Linked DNA regions of Mus musculus: region 2 is linked to region 1. A link is a contact called in ENCODE Hi-C or POLR2A ChIA-PET data. All regions are on one chromosome and are shown on one strand. Each heading gives the region's core, a stretch centred on a gene start or an enhancer-like site at or near the end of the contact. The rest is flanking DNA. Distances are from core to core; before and after follow the strand shown. Region 1 has its middle 5.7 kb from the start of Gm30378. Region 2 holds the start of Mavs (mitochondrial antiviral signaling protein).

The links. Hi-C counts contacts between places; a loop is a spot of excess contacts on that map. ChIA-PET counts read pairs that join two places held with the same protein, here RNA polymerase II (POLR2A).
Region 2: a map of T-helper 1 cell shows a loop between it and region 1 (2.6-fold over the local background). The contact joins the promoter of Mavs here to the enhancer-like site in region 1. A Hi-C loop is called at or near these places in 3 of 37 maps with a recorded cell type or tissue (T-helper 1 cell, T-helper 17 cell and left cerebral cortex). POLR2A ChIA-PET finds 5 or more read pairs at or near these places in 3 of 5 experiments (Patski and embryonic stem cell).

What each region holds. Positions count from the first base shown.
Region 1 is chr2:131,094,974-131,100,465 of GRCm38, reverse strand. No RefSeq gene overlaps it. Among named protein-coding and RNA genes, the nearest start is that of Gm30378, 5.7 kb to the left of the region's middle. Within about 2 kb of position 3,850, at least 1 of the 3 ENCODE cell types and tissues checked has a DNase peak (open chromatin) inside an H3K27ac peak, as active enhancers do.
Region 2 is chr2:131,231,537-131,237,378 of GRCm38, reverse strand. It overlaps Mavs (mitochondrial antiviral signaling protein), which reads right to left and starts at 3,316. Exons shown (of 7, transcript NM_001206385.1): 1 at 3,252-3,316.

The sequences.
Region 1 (5,492 bases), core at 2,601-5,100:
TATGGAATGTATGGTGAAAAAAACCCAAAGTTCGACCAGTGCAAAATGGGACAAAATGAAAAGTGGAACTTCCTTCCTCCTGGGGTCAGATATTCTGGAAGGTTTTTTAAAAAAATTTAGAGAAAGATTTATTATATATTTTTAATTTACAATTATTTTTATTATTTTAAAGTGTGTATGTTTATGTATTTGTGTGTGCATGTATATATGTGTTTATGTATTTGTGTGTGTGAGTGTGCATGTGTGTATATTTATATATTTGTGTGTGTAGGAGAGTGTATGTATTTGTGTGTGGGGGAGAGTGTATGCATTTGTGTGGGGGAGTGTGTTTATGTATTTGTGTGTGTGAGTGTGCATGTGTGTGTATTTATATATTTGTGTGTGTGTGAGAGTGTATGAATTTGTGTGTGGGAGTGTGTTTATGTATTTGTGTGTGTGAGTGTGCATGTGTGTGTATTTATATATTTGTGTGTGTGTGAGAGTGTATGCATTTGTGTGTGGGAGTGTGTTTATGTATTTGGGGGCGGGTGTATATGCATTTGTGTGTGTGTGTGTTTAGCTGTGTGCACTTGAGTGAAGATGCCAGCAGAGAACAGAGGAGTCAGTTATGTCTGGGCCTGGACATTATACATTCTTAGCTCATCCAATAGAGCAGGACGCATAGGAGTGGGCCAGTGATCCCAGGTATAAAATGATGGGCTGTGGCTGTCCCAAGGGTGGGCCACGACGACATCTGCAAATGAGGGAAGCCCTGAGTGGTGAGCACTGGGTCTGGATGGAAGCTCTGGGGTTGGCAGTGAGCGCCAGTTCATCTCCTCCCATGTGCTGTACAGGTGGAGTAGGGACTAGAGTTTTTGTTTGGGGAAAGTATTATTGTTGTTGTTGTTATTGTTATTAATTACTTTGCTTATTTCACTGCTTTTAGGCAGGGTCTCATTCTATAGCTCTGGCTTGTCTTGCACACACAGAGATCCACTTCATTTGCCTCCGAAGTGCTGGAAGGAAAGGCCAGGAGTTCTTTCAGAGTCAGGCTTGTATTGGAGACTGTTTTCTCTCTGGTCTCTATCATGGCCTGCTCTCCTCATTATTCCCTGACAGAGCAAAGAATCCAATCTTGGGAAGGTTAGATGTTGTCAGGAGCTTCTTCAAGCTGATGGGGGATGTGTTGGCTCCACTTATTGTCTGTTATTCTAGTAGGGGCTCCATGGAGGAGCCATAGAAAGACACCCATAGTTAGGATGGCCTCGGTAGGCATTTTGTGTGGCTGGTAAATGAGGTTTGTGTTGAGGTGTCGGGGGAAGCCTCATTGAAGCATCATTTGGGGACAGAACTGTTGAACCCAGTGTGATGTCACGGGGAGGCCCTCAGGTGAATGTGTCTGTCTCAGAAGGGCTGGGCAGAAGAGAAAGGAGAAAGAAAGCCAAGAACATGGGATAGGAATTGAGCAAAGAAAGAGGCCGGGCACGGTAGTGCAGCCCGTAGATCCTAGCACTCAAGAGAGAGAAGCAAGATCGCTGTGAGTTTGAGGCCAGCCTGGTCTACATAGTGAGCTCCAAGATAATCAGTACTACAAAGAGATCCTGTCTTAATTAGTAAATAAATTAATAAAATAAAAAAAAACCCACCACCACAACAAAAGAAATCAGTGCTTTTCTCTCCGTCATTCAGGCTAAACATGCTGGGTCCATCAACTCTGGGGGCAGCAGGCTTCTGTAAGAACAAGGAGCCTTTAGATCCCATCAGAGCTGCTGGGTCAGGCATGGGGCAGACAGAGGGAATGCCCAGGGTAGACTCCTCATCACTCAGGAAGCACTGTGGCTAGAGAGAGCTGATCAGAGAGGTCTCGAGGCCCTCCAAGGGGCTTTCTGATGACTCCCAGCACACAGAGCGACTGCCCAGGGTCTCTATTGGAGGAAAGAAGAGGAGAACTGAGACTTCTCCACCTATGACATTGATGTGGCAATCGGATGTGAGGATTAGTGAAAGAATGGTTCTTTGGATTACAGTAGAAAGAAAATAAGGCTTTTTAGTAACTGCAGAGAGAGCAGTGGGCATAGTCACACTTTCCTTCCTTCCATTTGTCCTCCTCCTCCTCCTCTTCCTCCTCCTTCTCTCTCTCTCTTTCTTCTTTCCTTCCTTCCTTTCTTCCATTCTTCCTTCCTCCCTCCCTCCTCCCTTCCTTTCTCCCTTCCTTTCTTCCTTGAGACAGGTCTCTCTCTGTGACCCTGGCTGTCCTGGAACTTGTATGTACACCAGACTGGCCTCAAATGCAGGGATTCGCCTGTCTCTGCCTCCCTAGTTCTGGGATTAAAGGCATGCACCACCACGTCTAGTTCTCTAGTTCTCTTCTATTTCTTCCTGTGATAAAAACCAGGCGTCTCCAAGCCTGTTTGCCGTGCACACATTCTCAAGCCTGGGTGCTGTGTAAGTGAAGAATGGGCCCACTACTGGGTTTAGCCAGTATCCCTTCCTGCCTTCTTAGCCTCCTCTCCATCTCTCTCTCTTCCTGCCTTCCCCCTTTTTCTTTTATTCCTTTTGGGCTCTGAGATGTACTCAGCTACTGAGCTACACTCCCAGGCTTCCCCTCCTGGTACCTTTCTTTGATGAATTGCTCTCTCAAGGCAATTATGTGATTTCAGTTTGTTGTAAGTTTCTCCTTAAAGATGAGCTTGCAACTGAGTCCTGGCAGCTTACCTTCACAGTGGCTCATCTGAGGGCTGATGGAGACAGTGGAGACAAAGATAATTGGATAATTAATTGGAGCCCTTGTAGCTTTTAGCTTTAGGGAAGGCTTAATCCCGGGACTGGGTGATATATTTAAGGACCCAGGGTCACAGTGTCTCTCTTCTGCCTTTAGTCTTGTATTTATCCGGGCTTCTCCCAGTGGGAGCATGCCCCTCTTGTGTACTAAACAGGACCCAGCCTGATTGTACCTATCCACTAGAGAATACAGAGCTAGGGCTTTTTGTTTGTTTGTATTTTGAAACCCTGTTTCTCATGCTGGCTTGGAACTTGCTATGTAGTGGCTGGTGGCTTTGAACTCCTTATCCTCTTGTCACTGGGATTTTAGTGGTAATATGGCTTTGGTTGAAATCAAGGCCCTTCTGTCCCCAAGCTCCCCCACACTCTCACCAGTAAAGAGGAGTGAAAGGAGGATGAGGAGGCTCACTCGTGAAGCACTTGCTACATGAGCAGGAGAACCCCTTAAAGGTAGAAAGAGTGAAGCAACTCCACAACGATGTCCTCTGACCTCACGGAACCACACACACACACACACACACACACACACACACACACACACACACACACACAGGTACATGCATATACTCACATGCAAGTACACACACATGCATGCATGCACGTTCATACACACATACACTCACACATGCACACACACACGTACATACACACACACACGCACACACACACACGTACATGCACACCTACACAAAGAATAAATTACAATTAGAAAAAAGAAGAGTGGATTGATTTTGGAACCCTTAACCACAGAATTTCATATTCCTTTCTATTAAAATTTCCTTTTAGCTATTCTATTTAAAATTCCCAGGACTTATTTCTGTTCTTTTCTTTGATGGCTGCTTTATGGTTTTATGAATGTAATGGCGTTAAAATGTCCCCTTTCCTAGCCGTTCTGTTCTTTGTGTTCTCTGTTTGGGTCGGTCTGCTCACCTTTTGTTTACTGGTTCTTTTAGCCAGCAGTGTATCTGGGTGGTTCAGAGCTGGCCTCAGGAAATGGCTGCCCCTGTTCACATTCCATCCCCGCCCAGCTGCTGCACAAACCCCCGGCTCCAGTTTCTTTACCTCCCCGTGACTCAGCTTCCTGTGAACGGAGATGATAGTACAAGCTGGCTCGGAGGCTCCTTAGCCTCCACGTACTGCACTCAAAAAGCTGCCAGGACTGCACCAGGCCCCAGCCCTCAGTAGCTGTTTACTATCCATTTTTTCTTTCTTCCTCCTCTTCCTCCTCCTCCTCCTCCTCTCGATCCTCTTCTTTCTCCTCCCCCTCCTCCTCTTCCGCTTCTTTTTTCTTCTCCTCTTCCCTCTCCTCTTCTTCTGTCCCTGTCCCCACTCCCCACCCCCATGTAGTGCTGGGGGTCAAACTCAGGACCTTGTGCATTCTAGGCAATTCTATTGAGCCACACCCCTAGGCTCCCTCCCTCCCTCCTTCTGTTTCATTATGTAGAATGGGCTGGTCTCTAACTCTAGATTGTCCTTCCTCAGCCTCCCAAGTGCTGGCATTATAGGCATGTACTACCAAGCTTGGTGTTATTGTTTTGTGCTTGTTTGTTTGTTTGTTTGTTTGTTTTAAATTAGGGTCATGTAGCAGGTCCTGATCCCCCAATCTTCCTGCCTCCACCCTCTGAGTGTGGGATTACAGACTTGCATTTCTACACCCAATTCATCTTTCACTGACTTTACAACCTCTCTCTCTGCTCTTTCTCCTTCACCATCTAGTAACTGATCTTTATGCAAGTGGTCCCTGTGGCAGGAGGTGAGATAGCTATTGCTCTTCAAGATGGGCTGAACATCCCACCACTCTGGTATTTAAATACTTGGTTCCCAGTTGGGGGCTGTTTGATTAAGAGTGTGGCCTTCAAAGGGTGGATACTTCGTTCCTTCCTAGAATAGGGAACAAAATACCCCATGGAAGGAGTTACAAAGACAAAGTTCAGAGCTGAGATGGAAGGAAGGACCATCCAGAGACTGCCCCACCTGGGGATCCATCCCATATACAACCACCAAACCCAGACACTATTGCAGATGCCAGCAAGATTCTGCTGACAGGACCCTGATATAGCTGTTTCTGGTGAGGCTAGGCCAGTGCCTGGCAAATACAGAAGTGGATGCTCACGGTCATCTATTGTATGGAACACAGGGCCCCCAATGGAGGAGCTAGAGAAAATACCCAAGGAGCTGAAGGGGTCGGCAACCCTATAGGAGGATCAACAATATGAACTAACCAGTAGCCCCCAGAACTGTGTCTCTAGTTGCATATGTAGCAGAGGATGGCCTAGGCGGCCATCAATGGGAGGAGAGGCCCTTGGTCTTGCGAAGATCATATGCTCCAGTACAGGGAAATGCCAGGGCCAGAAAGCAGGAGGGGGTGGGTTGGGGAGCAGGGCTGGGGGAGGGTATAGGGGACCATAGCATTTGAATTGTAAATGAAGAAAATATCTAATAATAAAAAAAGGAGTGTGGTCTTGCTGGAAGAGGTGTGTTGTTGGGATTGGCTTTGATGTTCCAAAAGATTCATGCTTCCTGTTTTGGATCCAGGTATGAGAGCTCAGTTGCCCCCCCAGGACCTTCAAAAAATCTAGCCAGCAAAGAGCCCCACACCTCTAATGCAAAAAACCCTGGTATCTGAAGGAGGAGGAAGCAGAGGGCTCTGGCGCCCTCTGGGGGAGGCTGGAGGCTCTGCACAAACACTGCAAAAACTGGCTGGGGCTCCTTCACAGGAGCCCAGAGCCTGA
Region 2 (5,842 bases), core at 2,067-4,566, 140 kb before region 1:
AATGATTTAGAGACTTGCACAACATAGTAGTTCAGAGATATAAGATTAAATATTTTTTAAAAGATTTTTTTTTTCAAATTATTTATGTGCGTGGGTGTTTTGCCTGCCTATATGTTTGCACACCACTTGTGAGCCTGGTGCCCATGGAGTCCAGAAAGTGGTATCGGATGCTCTGGAACTAGAGTTACAGACAGTTGTGAGCTGCCATATGACTGCTGGGAATCAAACCCAGGTCCCGTGGAAAAGCAGTCAGTACACCTACCACTGACCTATCTCTCCAGCCCCAAGATTTTTTGTTTGTTTGCTTTTTTGTTTTTTGTTTTTCGAGACAGGGTTTCTCTGTATAGCCCTGGCTGTCCTGGAACTCACTCTGTAGACCAACCAGGCTGGCCTCGAACTAGGAAATCTGCCTACCTCCTCCTCCCAAGTGCTGGGATTAAAGGCATGGGCCACCACCACCCGGCCCCAAGATTTATTATTTATATTTTATGTACTTGAGTGTTTTGCCTGCATGGATGTCTGTGTACCATGTTCCTACAGAGGCCAGCAGAGAGCACCCACAGATGGTCGTGAGCTGCCACGTGGGTACTGGAACTCAAACTCTGGTCCTCTGGGAAAGCAGGCAGTGCTCTCACCCACTAAGCCTTTTTTCCAGAACATCTAAGCTTACATTTTAAAAAATACACCACTTTTATCTGTTCACTCATTTATTATTGCATGTATACGATAGGTGTGTAATGTGTGCACACATGTCACAGCATACACATGAAAATTGGAGGACGATTTTTTTGTGATTTGGCTCTCTCCTTCCACCTTGGCTTCCAGGGATTGAACTCGGGTTGTCAGGAGTGCACAGCGTGCAGTTTTACCTACTGAGCCATCCCACCATTTAGACATTGGCAGTGCCTTAAATGCAAGCATTGCTTACGAAGCACCACCATCTGTAATCACGTGTTTTGATTACTTGTCTCTTAGCTGTCCTCCACCTTGGGGAGAAGAGAGACAAGATATGCCACATCCAATTTAAGTACCATTGGAGTGGAACAGGCACCAGATCCATTAGCACATACCCAAATGACAAGCCCAGGAAGTAAGTCTGATTATTTAGAAAGTAAAAGGAGACAGTGGGACAGAACTCCAGGAGGAAATCCCTGCTTAAACAGAGGTGATCCAGGAAAGCCGCGATTGGTAACATCTCACTGAATGATTTTCCATTGTGAAAAGACTGGAGTCTGGGGCAGAAGGCAAAGCAGATGCCAAAGTTCTAAGATGGGATGGAATCTGGAGTGAAGAGAATCTAGGTGAGTGACGTTTAAAGCTGAGGGGAAGGACAGAGGTCAAGGTCAAAGAGGCCACCAGCACGTAAGGTGTTGTGGGAAGGACTTTGGGTTTTACTTGATGTGATATGGGGAACCACTGGAGAGCCTGGGCTCTGATTTGCACTGCAGAACTCTCTGGAGGTTCTAAGGTCTTTGAGAAGCCCAGGATGGAAGGAGGGTGACAAGTCAGGGCCCTGTGAGAGGATGATGAAGGGTGTGGCCCGGGTGGCAACAGAGGGGATGAGCAGCTATATTCCTGGTGCTTTGTAGACAAGGGAGGTAGGGTGGCAATCAAACATGGCTTCTTGGGAAGTGGGGCAAGGAAGGTGCCATTTACTCAACTCTAGGGAAGGCAGTAAGAAGCCATGGAAAGATGGCCCTTCAGAGCTCCGTTTTGACAAGTTTAACAAGCTGTTGGTTTCCAAGAGTATTGTTCAGGAGAGAAGAAGGAAGGGATAGAAGAGGGAACCAAGTGCCCATCATGGAGTCTGAGGCCTCTGAGAGACAGTGCAGGGAGTACCCACGGCTGTTGCAGGTGCAGGCCCCTGCCACGTGGGAGGCGGGGTGCCAGTTCTGCCTAGTGACCTCTGCCACTGCTAACTACCAAATGCTACATTCCTACAAAGAGCTAAGGATGGAAGGCTGGGAGATCAAGGAGATAAGATTGAGGTCTGTTGAGCCTTCAGGGGATGAAAAATGAGGCCTCTGTAGAGGCCAGCCTGATGAAACCCTTCCTCCCCCTTTCCCAGGTCACCTAGAAAGATGTGACGATGAGGGAGTCAAATTATTGGTTTTCTGCAGTCCAACCACAACTCTGAATGCAGCCTGGGGGCGGGGAGTGGCATGGAGCCCCACCAAAAGCAGAGGAAGCTCACAGTTATTCATTTCTCGAAGGTTCTCTGTTAACAGAGGCAGCCTGAGGTCCTTTTACTTATGTCCTTTAACACAATCACAAGAGAGGAAGTGATACCAAGCTACACGGCTGACCTGCAGTGTGGAATTTGTACCCAGACTTGTTGCCATGACCTAACAGCATAGAGGTCCCTGCAGCAGGAAAACCACAAAGCCCCTCTTTACACCAAGGTCACTGCCTGGGGATGTGACTATAGGGTGAGAAGATGCAGCATTTAGGCTCTTTGAAGACATAAAAGTCTCTCAGACACAACTGGCATCAATGCTGCCCTTACTGACATTCACCTGAGTTCTGAGATCGAGGCTGAATGCCCTTCAAGTTTTTGAAGCTTCCCGGTATCCAAAGAACATTGTTTTCTGCTTTCTTTTGATTTCATCCTTTTCCTCAAACTTCTTTCTTATATCAGACCCTTTCTTATAACAGAAAGGGAGGTGGCAAGAGTGTCCTGGACACAGCAAAGCTTCCGACCTGACTTCCACAGAGCTTCTGTCCGGGTCGTGGAAATAAATATCCACACTCCCGAGGGACAAGTCTCCTGGCCTCGGACTAGATTCCTGTCGGGACTCAGGTCTCCAAGTGCAGGGAGGCTGTTTTGAACAGATGTTATTGCCTGCAACTGCCCAGATCCAGGATCAGGCCGTAGCCCGGACTGGCAGGCCTACTCCCTGGCGCGGCTGCCACAGGTCGTTGCTCGTAGCCAGGCCTCGCTCGAGTCACCAGGGCCTGGGAGAAGCAGGGGGCACTCCGAGGTTCTTTCTGTCCAGCCTGGGCAAACTCTCGGCACCACCTACCTGCTTGCTAAAGGTGCTGGATGCGGATCAAGGAACTGCCGGGGTCGCGAATCCGTGTGTGGCCGACCTCATTCTCCCCTAGTTCAGGAGCCTCTCCGACCCCACGCGCCCAGGCCCAGGGCGCCCATGCGGACTCCCAGGCGTAACTGGCCCTAGCCAAGGTTCCCTCCCTGAAGGATCTCAGTGAACACAGAGTCCTGAGCACCGACGCCCAGGCTGCAAACTTACCAAGAGAAACCAGACTAGGCAACAGGTTGACCGCGTTCGACTGTGCAGAGCCCTCGCAGATGAAGGGGGCGGGACGAAGCCAGCCACGCAGCTATTGGTCAGGCGTGGGGAGGAGGGGCGGGATCGGAAGCGCAGTCATTGGCCTGGCAGAGCCAGACTGTGATAGAGTTGGAAGTACGGCTGTTGGCTGGGCTGGGGATGCCTGGGCGGAGCTGAGCTAGGCCGGTCGCAGGGCCAGTGGATGAGTCCTGATGTTCCGGAGCGGCTGGTCTAGCGGCTGGTGCCCCGCAGGCCTTGCTTGAGGTCTCTTCTGATTTCCTGCAGGTGCATTAGGGAGATTGTTTCTTCCTGCTTAGTCTAGAACACTTTTCAGGGGAAGTCCAGATACCCAGAAAACTGCAGTTCTTAGATTCCGTTCCATTCCTCAGGCAAAGCAGATCTTCTAGCCAAGTACTGGAGGAGAGAGGGTCTTCATGTGATCTGCTCCTATGTCTCCAGTGCTCCATAAACGTAGTGTCGCACAAAATGTCATAGGGACATGAGTGCCTAGCCAGATGACACCAGCTGGGCTGGTAGGAACAGGATGCAGCAAAAGACTGCATCTATCTGGGGATATGCACCAAGCTACAACCGCTTATAGCTCCAACACCAGGGTAACCCGACTCCTCTGACCTCCACTGGCTTACAGAGACAAAGGAACGAAAGCTTTTCGCTTCCAGTCAATTCTTTCAACCAGAAGTAAAAAACGAACATAGTTAAAAAGAAATCAGTTACCTCAGCACGGCTAGATGGTAGAAATGTCTTATAACTCGATGTAGGTGGAGAGTACGCAGCTGGAGCACATGTAAAAATATATCAACTGGGGCTGGTGAGATGGCTCAGCAGGTAAGGGCACTTTTTGCCAAGCCAGAGATCTGAGTCTGACCACTGTAATCTGCATAATGGAAAGAGAACTAACTCCAAAAAGCATTGGCATTTATCACCCCTCCCATCATAAATATAAAACAGGAAAAAAGCTGAAAAATGCATCAATGACATACTTAATGCTATAATCTCCTATCTAATACAGTTTTAAAGACAAGCCTAAGGGAGCACTGAGGTTAGAGCTGCCACCATGCTGGAACTCTTTGAATGAAATTAGATTTTATTACTGTTTGTTTTAGTTAGGGTTCCCGTTGCTATGAAGAGACATCATGAGCATGGCAACTCTTAGAAAATTTAATTGGCATTTGCTTACAGTACAGAGGTTTAGTTCAATGTGGTCATGGCAGGAAGCAAGGTGAAGTAGGCACCATAGCAGGCAGACATGGTGCTGTAGAGGGGCGGAGAGTTCTGCCTCTGCATCCTCAGGCAGCAAGAAGGAAGAGCAAGTCACTGAGCCTAGGTGGAGCTTCTGAATTTCTTCAACAAGGCCACACCCACTCCAATAAAGCCTCATCTCCTAATAATGCCACTCCCTATGAGCCAATAGGGGCCTTTTTCATTCAAACCACACTGTTCTTGGTAGCTGTTCACAACCTTCAGCATATGCAAATCACACATAAGATTCATTGCCTGGGACAGACATGGTAGAAGAACTCCCCAGAGCTGTTTTCTGATGTCCACAACTGCCTGTCCCTACAAAACAAATTTGAAAATGTAAAAAACAACTCTGAAGTGAGGTTTAGTGACTTAGTCTTGTTGAAAGCAACAAGGGCCTCTTATTTAATTCTTGCAAAAAGAGCACCAGGCCTGTGAGGACCAGCGTCTAAATGCAGTTATAGATAGCCTTGTCCTTGCTGAACCACGAAGGTCATTGTAACAATCCAGCTTCCTGGCCTGCATGGTTCCCAATCGTCTATCAACACCTCTTTTAAAAATCTAGACAAGGAGGACTGGTGAGATGGCTCAGAGGGTAAGAGCGCTGACTGCTCTTCCGAAAATCCTGAGTTCAAATCCCAGCAACCACATGGTGGCTCACAAACACCCGTAATGAGATCTGACACCCTCTTCTGGTGAATCTGAAGTCAGCTACAGTGTACTTACATATAATAATAAAGAAATCTTTGGGCCGGAGCAAGCAGAGACTGAGGGAGGGGTTGACTGGAGCAAGCAGAGGACCTAAAAATTTAATTCCCAACAACCACATGAAGGCTCACAATCATCTGTATAGCTACAGTGTACTCACATACATAAAATAAGTAAATAAATCTTTAAAAAATAAAAAGATAAAAATCTACACAAGGGACAGTGTCATGCCTCCGGCATTGTGAGCCACATTGGCCATACTTCAAATGTAAAATCCATCTGGATACTGGCCATTGAGATTTCCATCTTAGAAATGTAGTGAGAATTCTGGAATTTTGTCTGTTTGTTTTTTAAACACAGAAATATTATAGGAGTGTGCTTTTGGTTTACTCCCAGGAGCAGGGATGTGGGGCTGCTTTGGACTCTCTGCAGAAGCTGACCATGATTTGCCTTGTGCTTTAGCAGAAGTGTGGGTTTGCCAGCTGCAGATGATTTCTAGGATTGTGTGACGTTAGGAGTTCTGGGAACTTTCCAGAGGGTCTATCAATAAGAGGCAGGGTCGGTCCTTGTTAGTCCTTTAGGGA